Regions from separate parts of the Homo sapiens genome. Here region 1 is linked to region 2. The links are chromatin contacts, found by Hi-C or POLR2A ChIA-PET in ENCODE. All regions are on one chromosome and are shown on one strand. The core of a region is the stretch at or near the end of the contact, and the rest is flanking DNA. Distances in the headings are between cores, read along the strand shown. Region 1 overlaps RAPGEF4 (Rap guanine nucleotide exchange factor 4). Region 2 overlaps RAPGEF4 (Rap guanine nucleotide exchange factor 4).

What was found. A loop is a pair of places that touch in the nucleus more often than their neighbours do. ChIA-PET counts read pairs that join two places held with the same protein, here RNA polymerase II (POLR2A). Pooled maps may share reads with other maps.
Region 1: a loop to region 2 is called in a pooled map, with 5 times the contacts of the local background. The contact joins two enhancer-like sites. A Hi-C loop is called at or near these places in 1 of 168 maps with a recorded cell type or tissue (PC-9) and 5 of 50 pooled maps. POLR2A ChIA-PET finds 5 or more read pairs at or near these places in 3 of 52 experiments (A549, PC-9 and activated CD4-positive, alpha-beta T cell).

The regions. Positions count from the first base shown.
Region 1 is chr2:172,982,495-172,989,620 of GRCh38, reverse strand. RAPGEF4 (Rap guanine nucleotide exchange factor 4) reads right to left here. Exons shown (of 31, transcript NM_007023.4): 11 at 6,041-6,125; 12 at 4,128-4,188; 13 at 1,349-1,425; 14 at 782-928. Among named protein-coding and RNA genes, the nearest start is that of MAP3K20, 90 kb to the left of the region's middle. Within about 2 kb of position 3,925, at least 20 of the 41 ENCODE cell types and tissues checked have a DNase peak (open chromatin) inside an H3K27ac peak, as active enhancers do; they include PC-9, where a contact is called at or near this core.
Region 2 is chr2:173,044,162-173,051,115 of GRCh38, reverse strand. RAPGEF4 (Rap guanine nucleotide exchange factor 4) reads right to left here. Exons shown (of 31, transcript NM_007023.4): 30 at 2,462-2,516. Among named protein-coding and RNA genes, the nearest start is that of MAP3K20, 28 kb to the left of the region's middle. Within about 2 kb of position 1,740, at least 26 of the 41 ENCODE cell types and tissues checked have a DNase peak (open chromatin) inside an H3K27ac peak, as active enhancers do; they include PC-9, where a contact is called at or near this core.

The DNA.
Region 1 (7,126 bases), core at 2,676-5,175, 64 kb after region 2:
AGCAGAGTCATCCCTCCCAGGGACAAGGGACCGCATGCTGGGGAGAGACCAGAGACCATTTTTTTCTAAACATCACCCACACTCACAAATTCCTTAATATGCTTAGAGTAGGCTCATCTGCAGAGCCAACTTTTAAGTGCAATTGCATAGTTCCCTCTACCACCCCAGTTATTCACCTGCCTGCCAATGTCAGAAATTCCTTTAGTTTGTAACAATTTGAGATAAAGCCCTTGAAAATGAAAATACTTGGTTGGAGTAACCATGATAGATGTTAATTCTCAGTAAAATGTAATCACTCAATAAATCAAGGGAATGTATGATGATATGAGACAGGCTCAGATTTGGGAGGAGAAGGAGGTGGAAACTAGGAAGGTCTAGGAAAGAGAAAGACAAGGGGCAGAGGGGGCTGCCACTGTGTTGGAGAGTGGGATGGGAAGGACAAAAAGAAGGATGCCCAGGATGTCAGAGAGAAACTTCTCAGACTGACATTTTGCCAAGGCAATTCCTATTTATCGTCAATTCTCATGGACCAGTGCAGGGATGCATAGAGGGACTGGGTCCAGCATAGCATCCTGCATTTGCAGCTTTACTGGAATACAACCTCTGGATCCCAGAATGCATACCAACACATTAAATATAACCGGTTTGTAACAAAGGCCCTTTGTGCCTAGAGCACTCATTCATCACAGGACTACTCAATTAAGACTATGCTCAAAGCTTTGCTTATTTAGTTAAAGAAAAAAATGGGCTGTCTCTCAGCCACACTTTGCTTTGGACTCACCCTTAGGATCCGGTTGAAATCCTCCTTGTCTACTCTTAAGAAATGGCAGTTATCTTCTCGTAAGACGATAGAGGCAGCTCGTGGGGCATCATTCACTAGTGCTAACTTGCCGAAGTCATCTCCTTCATGCAGGGTGCAGACCACACCCTGGATAGAGTAGAGCACACAGATGAAGAAGATCCCTGAAATAGAGCAAACACCCACCACCTCCTGCCACAAGACCCCCAAGCCCCTAAAACATTGTAGATAAATGGGCTGTACCTAGCGATGCCAAAGGGGATTACATAATTACATTATGATGTTCACTTTGCTTTCACTGAGTAATACGGTCTGTGGCTTAACTTAAATGTACACACTATAATCCATCAGGAGACAAACCCCAGAAAGTACAATACAACTTTAAGTATAATAACTGAGGTAACTTATGATTAAAGATACAATAATGTCTTTTCTACATCTAGGAGCAATGTTGTTGCAAATTTAATTGTGGCACTACATTGCTAATACTTAGAGCCACACTAGTAAGTGGAGCGTAATAAAGTTTCAAAAAGAAAAAGATATATATACCTTGCCGTAAATGACTACATTCACTGATCCTTTTAGAATAATGTACCAGGAGGTACCTTCTTCCCCCTGGTTAAACACTAGACACAAAAAGATGAAAAGACTTATGATAAGAATAGAAGCACATCAATATAAATTACAGCTTATCAAATCATCACTTTAAGTCCCCAGAAAATATGCATACGTAAAATTCGAGAAACATCACTGGCAAATATTAACTTGTTCAGGTGGCACATTATCTCCTTTTCTATAGAATACAAAAGAAAGAGAAACACTGCATTCCTTGCTATGCCCTAAAACATAGGTTTTTAGTAGATATCAATTTATCAGCAATCTGTTTCTTAAAGCCATACACATTTCTTCCACAATTCATTAAAACTTATCCCATAGAAAAATGGCTCTAAAATGTAATCTGACAAGTAATGTGACGTTTAAAAACATGCAAATCAGCACTATATATTGTTTACAGATACATACCTACACACACTTGTCCCTTCGTATCCATGGGGAATTGGTGCCAGGACCTCCCAAGGATATCAAAATCCACAGATGCTCAAGCCCCTGATATAAAGTGGTGTATTTGCATATAGTCTACACACAGCTTCTTGTATACTTTAAGTCATTTCCAGATTACTTATAATAGCTAATACAATGTAAATCCTATGTAAATAGTTGTTATACTGTATTATTTAAGGAATAATAACAAGAAAAAAGTCTGTACATGTTCAGTAGAGACACAACCATCCACTTTCTTTTTTTTGGAATATTTTTGATCTTCAGTGGGTTGAATTCGTAAACGTGGAACACATAGATGTAGAGGACTGACTGTATTTTTAAAAAAGTGAGTTAGAATGATCACCACTACATTCAGGGTAGGAGTTACCTTGGGGTAGGAAAGATGAAAATGGGATAAATGAGGGTACAAAGGGTCTTCAAGTGTAGTTGTATAATTTATTTTTTATTTTTTATTTTTTGAGACAGGGTCTCACTCTGTCACCTAGGCTGGAGTGCAGTGGCGTGATCACGGCTCACTGCAGCCTTGACCTCCTGGGCCTAAGAGATCCTTCCACCTCAGCCTCCTGAGTAGCTGGGACTGTAGGTATGCACCAATCCACCTTGCTAATTTTTACAGACAGGGTTTCGCCATGTTCCCCAGGCTGATCTCGAACTCCTGGACTCAAGGAATCCACCTGCCTCGGCCACCCAAAATGTTGGGATTACAGACATGAGCCACTGCACCCAGCGTGTATAATTTAATTCTTTAGAAAATATGAAAAAAGGCTGAGTGCAGTGGCTCACTCCTGTAATCCAACACTTTGGGAGGCCACGGCGGGCAGATCACTTGAACTCAGGAGTTTGAGACCAGCCTGCCAACTAGGTGAAACCCTGCCTCTACTAAAAATACAAAAAAAAAATTAGCTGGGCGTGGTGGCACACGCCTGTAATCCCAACTACTTGGGAGGCTGAGGCAGGAGAATTGCTTGAACCTGGGAGGTGAAGGTTGCAGTGAGCCAAGGTTGTGCCACTGCACTCCAGCCTGGGTGATAGAGCAAGACTCCGTCTCAAAAAAAAAAAAAGAAAATATGAAAAAAATGGCATGTTATTATCTGACAAAGATTAAGAAGGTAATTGTAATATACTCTATTTTTTGTTTAAAATATTTAACTATTTCATAATAAAATGAAAACAATTAGCAAGTTTGAATGAAAAGAATAAAAGAAAATAAAAAAGAATAAGTCATTAGCAACCATTAAGATAAAAATATTAAAGTAAGCCTTGAACATTTGAAGAAGTTACATTCTTACTAAAATAGATATCAATGTCAGAAATATCATTTTTGATGACTGAAAGTAAAAAAACCACATTTACAATTAATGTTTCCTGCTTATTTGACTCATACAATGTAGCCTGAAGAAAGAGCAAGATTTTCCAAACTGTCTCTAAAGAGTTAACAGGTGTCCATGCAAAAAGTGTTCTATGTGTCATTAGGCTCAGGAAGTATCGGTTTAAACGTGGTGATCATTTCTCCTTATTGCAGAACTTCTGAGAACACATTAGCATGCTGCTGTGTCCTGTGATTCTGCAAGAGAGATTGGAGAGGCATTTCCTGACCTTAGTAGATCACTAACCCTGTTTGTTCCAGCCAGATTTTTGTAGGAGTAGTAAGGAATGCCAGCTTATATAATATTGTTCACATCTATTCACATCAAATTTCCTTTTCTTGCTTCCAAATATGATCACAGAACTAAACTGCAACTTGGATTTTGGTGAGATACTATAGATTAACACTGCATATGTATTTGAAGCAAAGAAATTCTCTCCAGCTTGGAGCTTAAAGTGGAAGTGAGAGAAGAAAAATAAAGTAGGATGGTTTAAATATCATTCTAACTAACAACCTCAAGAGATCGATTAGTTCTTCTAAAGCTATGAACGAAATGAGGTCACTGGGAAAAGGTACTGCCTCAGGCCCTTCCTGAAGGGCAGTGACTTCATCCCACCCTCTTTAAACACTGTGGTGAGTCAGGAGGGTAGGGAGCCAGTGAGACTCAGGCTGGCACCCACAACACTTGCTGGTACTAGAAAACCACGATACTTCAGAATAATTGACATGTGCTGGAAATAATCACAGGTCCAGAAAAACGAAAGTACCACAGGACACCCTGCCAAGTCACCAAGCCAGACCCGGGGCCAAGAAGTGAGGCGTTAGCAGCCTGGCTTCCCGTGGCATGTGCTTGCAAGGGTGCTGGCCAGGCGCAAGGTTCCAGTACAGCTTTTCACTTACACACAGTCCCTCCTTTGGCGTGAGACTCAAAAATGAGAACACCTGCTAACTCTCGTTTCACCTAGAAGAAAAACAGAAGAAACATGCAAAGGCCACATTTCCAGGTCTGGGTGGAAAAGGGTTGTACTCTTTCTGGGGGCACAATGCAAACTGTCCCGGGGCTTCCCATGCAGTCATCTCTCACCTCTCTTGCTGCTGCTCTCATCTAAAATCACTTCTACTCGATTTGCTGCTAGGCTTTTAAAGCTTGTAGCTCTTTTTATAGAATAGCTTATAGCTAATTCATACCAGGCAACCTCCTTAGAGACTGTTTCAAACATGGTCCCACCTGCATTAACTAGCCCACTTGCCTGCCTGTCTTTGGCTGTGGGTGAGAAGGGGAGACCATGTGCAACATCACATGATTCTGTTGTTACTAGTGACTCTTGCTTGCATTACATATAATGCATCATGGCAAACATGTTGGAAAATTCTATGTCTTGAAGCTGAATAATGAAGCCTAAATGAACGAACACATTTATATTCTTAGTTAAAATTCCAAATTATTCCTAGCTAGCTAAAATTCACATTTAAAAAAAAATTCCAAATTACGGTCCCAAATCATGGCTCTATCTTCCTAAGAACCCAGTAACTTGAGATTTTTCTATGCCTGGGTACCTGGGGTTTGAGGTAGAAGACGAGACTACCCACAATCCTCTCAATTCCACTGAGACCAGGGAAGTCGGATCGGGACATGCTGGGTCCCTGGAGCACAGGCAGGGAAAGGGGTCCTTCCTTACTTCCCTCTACATCACTAGCTCATGGAGCCTCAGCTTTCTGCCCTGTATATATGAGGGCTTCCCAGGTGAGGCTCCCAGGCACTACATCTATGCCCTGTGGAGAGTAAGGATGGCAAGGGCAGTGGTAGGTAGGTGGGAGGCTGGGCTGGACCACTTCCCTGGGTAGTCCACATAGGTGAGCAAGTCTCAAGACCCTCAGTGGTGCCAGAGGTGGGAGATATGTGAAGGAGGTTTGTCTAGGTTGAAGGGGAGAGGGGACTTGAAGCCCTCTTGCTTGGAGCTATGGCAAATGCCTCGCTGCTCTCAACAGAGACCTGAACTTATCCCCAACAGCAGGGACTGGCAGGTACTGCTACTGTGAGGTAGCAGAACACCACTTTTAGTGAGCTAGGAATGAAAACAAACTAGGCATCTAGATATTTCTTAGGGACCTCAGTATATACTCTGTGAAAGTTGAAACCACTTCATTCTTCTTAACTTATTAGTGTGTAGGACATGTGTGTTTCCTAAAAATCATATTCTTAAGGGAGGAGGTGTTCCTATCCCTATTCAGTGGCAAAAAATTTCTGTCTCCTAAATACTCTAATCAGGTAAAAGTTCAGAATCAGATACAGCCACTGGGTCATTTTTTATTAGTGGGTGGTGTTATTTTCACTAATACATCTGAGCTGATGCTCTCTTGAACTTTCTGCTTCCATTCTCAAGAAGGCAGCAAACCCTGGTGGAGTTGGCCCCATAAGCCAAGACAGGTCATCTAGGTTTCCCTCTTTCCACCCTCTGGCAGCATACCATGGCAGGATTCAGAGTCCCTCCCAGGCCTGGCTCTCTTATCTGAGTGTGCAGGTTCCAAAATTCATATTCACAGGGATGAAGCCCATGTTCCAACCCTACTCACATGGGGCTGCTCTGGGGTTTAGGGCACATGGGCAACTACCAATAATAGGACAAAATTTGATTCCTTTCAGTGATTGTTCTTGGGTATAACTTCCTCAGCATCTCGTAAGAGAGTAGAGGTGATTTATGAGGTGAAAATCAGACATTCTTTCCCCCCACAACACCGTAATACTCTCCTCTGTCCTAACAGTGCATTTATTGCAAAGTGCTCCAACCATGCTAAACTAAGAGACAACTTACTGTGGTAGAAAGATGGGATAAGGCTTTAATATGAAGAAGCTCCTCATAGATAATCTCTAGGTCATCCACAGTCCTCTGGCCAGGTCTACAAAGATAAAAAAAAAAAAAGGAATATGGAAAAAGGGCATCACTAGGGCCTCAAACATGGAAACGGATCCAGGCATCAGTAACATGCTCAGGGATTTCTTCTGCACAAGAAGATATTGGCGGAGGGAGAGGTTGCACCAGTATAATGCCTAAAGGGATTTTTGAAATAAATGTGTTCCTTGATGAAAGGATATGGGAGAAAGCCAAAGTCCACAGGATCCCTTCTCTTCTGATCTCAGAGGGAAGAGCATCTCCACTCACATGGTAGTTGGCCAACTCATCTCTCACTTTGTAGATGATTGAGCTAAAAAACTGCTTTTCATTACCACCTTAATCAGTAATGGCAAAACTTGTCTTTTAACACCACTAGAAACAATTGGTATAATCAACTTGACAACTGATCTAAATTCCTTGAGATCCTGTGTACTATCTTAGCCTAGCAGAATAATAATGCCACTGTCACTATTATTTGGGGTTATAAAATGTATTTTTTCCGAAGGACTCAAATATAGGATGTATGCAGACTCAACATTTTCTTTTCTAGCCCTGAGGAGATAAGGGCATGAGATGAAGAGAAGGCAAATGGTAGCATCTGCGATTAGTAAGAGAAGGCAAGAAGGGAGGTATATTCCACATTCCCAAACTCTTGTTACAAAAACCACCACTGCCCACCAGATATTAATCAGTTTATGTAAAGCATTTTTATTCTAAAATTTATTATAAAACTAGTATCCAATAACATGCCTTCAAGGACTCAGTATATAATCTGTGAAAGTTGAAACCACTTCCTTCTTCTTCTTGAATTATTAGAATTATGTAGGACATGTGTAGGGTATGGGGGTGTTGTGGACATTTTTGGCACTGGAAGACTGAATAGATTCCTAATCACTTTTCGTATCTATAATTATTTTGAAATCATTCATAGTGTTTATATTAATGGTAGGAGATACAACTGGTCAGCAACTTGAATTTTTTGTTGCTTTCTGCAAAATAAAGAAT
Region 2 (6,954 bases), core at 491-2,990:
CTTAGAGACTGTCCATATTCAGAAAAAACCCAACTCACAGGCTGAAGTTATGACTTCTGCTAGACGTTTGATTCTTTAATGCTATCTGCTCTGAAAACTCAGCTACCATTCTATTCTGATGCACATCCCAAGCATGTGAGCAACTGAGGTTAACCAATTTAATGAAGATCAGGGCTGAATGATGAGCCAATGCACTCAGCCCTCGCAGGGAACATACATGAATAAGGAAAGCCAGACCAGAAGGTGGTGAACTGGAAACACAGGTCCCTCTGGAAGTGATGACCTGGCTTCTGCATGTTGCTGCCACGGGGAATCTGTGCCTAGAGTTGCCAGATCTTCCTTTTTTTTTTTTTTTTTTGTTAAGAAATGGGAAATCTGGATTTCTTCTTCGTGAATTCTCCCAATTTTAAAATGGTGACATTATTTCAAAATAAAAGGGAAAAAAATGCTCTCTTTAGACCCAACACCTCTGTGGGCCACCTCCATTTCAAGCATCACTGGGTAGGGCCTCTGGTCTAAGGGGACACCCGGAGTGGCAGAGCCAGACCCTGGCTCCTGACCGGGGTTTCCACCACAGTACACTGCCTTCTGCAGTCTGGTTGCTCCTGCTAGATCCACACAGCACTCCCAAAGACAATTAGAATGCCATCTGCACAAGGGGTGAAGGGGAGTGTTGCAGGTCTGAAGGCAGAAAAGCAGAGAGAAGACATACATGCCCCTGCCCCCTGTGAGAAGAAACTCATCAGTATAATTATCACATAGAAATAATACCACAGCGAACTGCAGAGCACATTGTGTTTAATTTCCTCTGCTTCTCACTGGCAGTGTACTCTACACGTACAATATACTGTAATTACATTGTACACATTCCCACAGTGTTTGTGAATCTATTCCTATAGCTTTATCTATAGATTGTTGACTTCAGAGCTGAGCAGCTGTTGTTTACCAGCAGTTACTGATAACTTCAACAAATGCAGTGGAGTTTTTTCTTTTTAAATACATTTTCCCCTTGGCTTCTCTAGGAGGTGACATAGAAGAATGCAAGATTTACTTCCAAAGAAGCTCATAAAACAAAGCATATTATTTTATGGTTCTTGAGCCTCACTGAAAACCTTCTTAAGGCTATAAACCCCCTCAGGCACACACGATTTGGCATATAATTTCAGGGTCCCCTTTTATCCCCGCTGCTGGATTTGGGATTATAAACTCCGGTTGTAACTGGTGTCACTTATCTATTCTTGTTTCCACTTGTACAACTGCTTTATGATCACATCTTTAAACACAACGTAAATTAATAGATGAAAACACATGAGACACTTTAATTCTGGCTGAATCCACATAAGAATAGTTGATGATATTGCAAGACTATTCACATTTTGGAAGTCAGAGAAGGCACAGTCATTTGAATCAGTTGCTCCCCAAATCAATGTCATTTTTCTTATATTTTTCCTCCCTATTCATTAAAAAATGAACATTTAGTAGTTCTGGTGTCCCATGTTAGCAAATCTGGCCATGAGCCAGTCCTGCTCTAGGAAGAACAAACAACTCTGACTAATAAAACAAGAACATCATAGTCTCTTAGCACTCGGTTTATTGGAGGAGACGGTACTGGTAGCCTCAGATTCATGTCTATGTCATAGTATCATATTGAGTTAATGAGATAAATTTCTTCAAGTGAGTCATACAATGAGCTTAGCAAAAACCTTTAGTGTTCACCTTCTCATTTCCAGACCAGATTGAGGGAGCCAAAGCTCCACCCCCACCACCAAAGTCCCAGCCCAGAAGAAACAGTAGCACTGGTCTAGTATGACCATCTGGTGCTATGATGCAACTTAACTCCCAACAGACTAAAATTGTTATTTATTATTAGTAATTTTTTTATATTAAAGTATTATACCAGTTCTTGTGATAGATGTTCAGATTTTAAAAGAGCACCTCAAATTCATGTGGGAATACTAGAAATATAATATGAAATCCTGTTTTTGGACCTTTTACGAATGTGCTATAAACATTAATGCATTCTTGCAACACCCTGAAAGACAATAAATATTATCTTTCCTGGTTTATAATTGACTGAACTGAGTCATCAAGGGCTGATGTGAGTTTCTCAACATGGAGCAATGAGTCATAAAGAGAGTTGGTTTGAGGCAGGATTTGTTGGCAGTCGTACTTTAGTTGTCTCCAGCTGCACTGGATAGAGCAAATTAAATCTCTTTAAATTCATTCACAAAATAATATTCCTATGGTGATTTTCTAGTTTCACAACAATGTAAATATGTTCTAGTTTAAAACAGCAAAAAAAATCTTTAAACTCAAGGCCCCTATCTCATGGAATTCATGGTCCAAAGTGTCTCTGACACAGTCAGATATTTCCCAGGCTCCAAGGGTGTCTCAATGGCCTCATTAAGAAGACCTTAATCACCAACATCTACATTGTAAGAGGTGGCAGCACTTAACTTACTGAAGGGTTGGCTCCTGTAGTATCTCACTGTTCTGGCCGTATTTGCAATCATGCGCTAAAAGGAATATAGAAAAAAGAAAGATAGAAATTCAAGTAAGCGTAGAGTACAATCCAAAAAGGAAAACAAACCATTTCTGCAATACTTGGTACCATGAGAAGTGACATGTTCTGAGATGTTGACTATCTGAAGGCAACTAGCTGATGTATAACTTGTTTAATTATTTCAAAGGGGTACCCACATACATACAAGGCATTTTCAGGTAAGGAATATTAATGGCATAACTCTCATAATTGTTGGCATATTCCCCATGATGTAAAAAACATCTATCATGCCTGAGACTGTACATTAGTGCTTTTTCACCATCCTTTCTTGAGGTTGCCATGAATTTGTAAGAGAATCTGTAACTATCCTAGATGTGGAGAAGGGTTAGCTTATCAAGTTCCTCACAGTAAATAAGACTCACTAATGAGGTATGAGATTTTATTGGCTGAACAGCAAGTCAAAATATTCTACCTTCACATTTTTGCTACACACTCTGTATTACTGACCTCTCTAATCTTCCAGCAAAAGTTTGCATTTTAATGTTAATCCTGATGATTTGATTCCCTCCTTCCCTCCCTTCTTCCTCCTTTCTGATTATAACACTAACATATACACATCTTAGAAATTCAGAAAACAGGCCAGGTGCAGTGGCTCACGCCTGTAATCCCAGCACTTTGGGAGGCCGAGGCGGGTGGATCACGAGGTCAGGAGATCGAGACCATCCTGGCTAACACGGTGAAACCCCCTCTCTACTAAAAATACAAAAAATTAGCCGGGCGTGGTGGCAGGCGCCTGTAGTCCCAGCTACTTGGGAGGCTGAGGCAGGAGAATGGCGTGAACCTGGGAGGTGGAGCTTGCAGTGAGCCGAGATCGCGCCACTGCACTCCAGCCTGGGCGACAGAGTGAGACTCCGTCTCAAGAAAAAAAAAAAAAGAAATTCAGAAAATACAGAAAATGTTAAGAGCAAAGTAAAAATCACTTAGAATATTACTTCACAGAGTAATCTTGTTAATATTTCGGCATATAGCCTTCTTATATTTAAAAATATATAAAAACATGTTTTTAAAAGATTTGAATTCATATAGTACATACATATTTTATTTTGATTTGAAATTTTTCACATTGCATTGTGACTATTTTCCATGCCATTTGCATTTTAAAACATTTTTTAAAAAGCATGTATTCAACCAAATGGACAGATTATAATTGATTTGACCTTTTAAAATTTGGTCACTAAGTGATCATCTTAACTTCTTTGTAAAGTTTTGGTTGCAATAAAGACTTAAAAGGGAATCTTTTGTGCTGAGCTCAATTAAAAACAAAAGAAAAGAGAAAAGAAAATGGACAGAAACAGAGACTCCTATCCCCTGGGGAAAAACACTGATGAGACCTACGCTCCATTTCTTAGCCAGAATGTCACGGTATTTGAACAATAGCTGGCACTCCTGGTCACTATGTATGTTTCAGGACACTTTACTGCTCAGGCTCTAAAGGGGGTCCTGTGGAGATAATAGATTAATTACAACACTAGCAGAAAATTGATAAGGCTCCACCCAGGGAAAGAGACTCCCCGATCTCTGAGCAGCTATGTAATTCTAGTCAACCCTTTCTTCTCTCACGGACCCTTGGCTTGCCAAAGTATAAGAAAATGACTTTGAGAAAGCTTACATAGTGTAAAAAAAAATCATAGATGAGTCAAGGCCTTACAAATATATTATCTGCAAGCATCATAATACCTCACTGAATACTACTGCTTTGAGGACTCTAGCAAGCCTGAAGTGACATGTACCTGCATTGGATAATTTCGCACACAAAGAGGCAATTGGAAAAGTTAGAACTTCACTTCATCAAAGATCGTGAAAACTGACACATCCATCTGTTGATCAGCATGAGAAACATATCACAAATCCCTCCCAGAAAATGTAACGTACAATGTATAATTAGCCCTTGATATATGGAGCCGTGAAATAAATAGTAACTATGATAACTTCCCTGCTAATTTACTTTTAAGTTGTTTTTTCACTTCTCTAAAGGCTTTGCATCTGAAGGGCACAAGTATATTCCATGTAGAATTATTGTAATTCTTCAGATATTGAATGGAGTGTAATTACCGAAAACCCTGGGAAATGCTGCCAGTATGCCCCTCTGAAGAATAATAAAACAATTAGCAGGGGTCAGAAACCTCTTCCTATACCATTTTGTAGGGAGTAATTGTTCTGCTTTTTAGTTTTGAAAGCTAAAACATTTCATTCTGACTTTGGTTTTATGCTACTCTTTAAAGCTATACTCTGAGACTTCATAATTTTTAGCTCATGTAGTTTAAAATGTGAGAACAATTGTTTAAATCAGTAATTTCCAGCCCTGAAGTTCATTCTACCTTTCTAAATCTTTGATTAATTTTAACAATGGTTTTAATTTTGACGTATCCTTTTTAATTGTTCTCAAAGATAACTTCAGTTTAACTTCGAAATCCAAATCTGGCTTCACAGCGAGGTCCATTCTTTTCCTTTGTGAGGTCCGGACAATAATGTTTAATGGTGTGAACCCACAGTGATGATGTGTGAATCTAACTAGCATTCCCGGTCAATGCATAGTTACAAATGCTTTCACAAGGCCAAAGAAGGGTTAACTTAATATTTTAACTTCACCTCCTTTTGCACCCATTAACACATGTAATATTAAGCAGTTACTGACAACTACACCCAACTACAAGGCACTCTCCTGAGTTGCTGAAAGAGACTTCAGGAGTCACCTCCTTGAACCATCTCCAGAGTGCATAATGCTTTTTCTACAGCCTGCCTATAAACAGTGGCTCTCCCACTGTTTGAATGCATCCAGCAATGAGTAACTCATTACCTCCAAAAATAGCCTGTTTCATTGTTAGACATCTCTGATTATTAAAACTTATCATTTTGAGTTAAAGTCTTTCTCCTTTTACTTTTCGCTCATTTATCCTTGGAGCTCATAATGCATTTGCATAAGACTCCCACGGGCACCATGACAGTTTACAAATGCCACGGCAATGACCCAACAGCAAACATGTTTAATTTCTTTTTAACAGGACAAGTCTTCAAATACTTGGATATAACTGTTATGGATATCTTCACACCCCCAGATCTTTTCTTGTTCAGCCTAAATATTCTCAATTTCTTCAACAATTCTTCATAAGACAGTTTTGGTTCTCTTCCAAACCGTCTCTAGTATGGTGCCCTAGACTAAACAAATTGTAAAGTGCAGAGAAATTATGATCTTTCTTCTTTCCTTGATCTAGATGATGCTATACTGGGCCTACAGTTAAAAAGAAGTCATGCCACTGACATCTGTTGAAGTATTCATGAATTAAACCTCTCAGCCTCCTTTGCTGAGCTGCTGTGGATGCAGCTTTCTGCTCTGTGCACGTACAGTTGATTTCTTGGACCAGAGTGGAGGATTTTAAAAACTAAAACCATCTAGTTAGAGTCTATCTTTCCACAAACTTCAGCCTATGTTATTTTTGACGGTAGACAGCTGTTTATTCATTGGTGCTCGCAGTCTAGCCTGGCAGAAACAAAGGTTAAAGAGATATAGGGTTCATTATCCAACTGCTGCAGCAGGGGTGAAACCAAAAATTACACCCTACGCTTCATGGTCCTGCCAGAGCAGGTTGGCCTGCCTGGAGCTGGCCAGGCAACTTTCTATAACGCCAGGCCGGAGTGGGGGAGTGTCTGATTACTCCAAAGCACAGATTCTCATCTTTTTTTCCCCAGTAGCCAGCCTGAGGTTTATGACACATTCCCTTGAGCAAATAGCTCATTAAGACAGCAACTGGTAATTCAGGAGTAAATGTGGGGCAAACATGCCCCACATTAGAGCGCCTCCTTTAGAAGGCGCTCCGGATCCGTGTAGGGGAACAAATTGAACCCCCCTGTCGCCACGCTTAAACTGATGTTTCTTGGGACTAATCCTAAGTACAGGTCTTCGGAGCTTATGTGCAAAAATGAATATGTTCCTACAGTTCGTGGCCTACAGGGCTTAGAGATGGGCCCAACTGAAAGCTGATGAATTCCCCTCAGGACATGCACTCGAGGAGGGAAGTGCAGAAAGGAAAAATGATGTGGTGAGTGAAGAACTCTGTGACTATGTCACGCGTCTATTTTTCTTTAGAGCTGAAAACAGAGGGGCACAGAAGTAGATGTCCTTCCTGGGGCCTGCGTTGCAGAGTGGAGGTAGAAGATCAGCAGGATTTGTTTTCCCAGCCTTGGTCACCACCCTGCTGATGTAGCAAAGAAACCAGCCCAAACCAGCTAGGACTAGGAATTATAATGCATTTGCATAAGACAATACTCACCCCCCCTCCCGCCCCCCGGCGCCATGACAGTTTACAAATGCCACGGCAATGACCGGGAAGCTACCTTAGATGGTTCCAGGAACTCCTGGCCCCTTTTCCAGAAAGTTTGTGAAAAACCCGCTC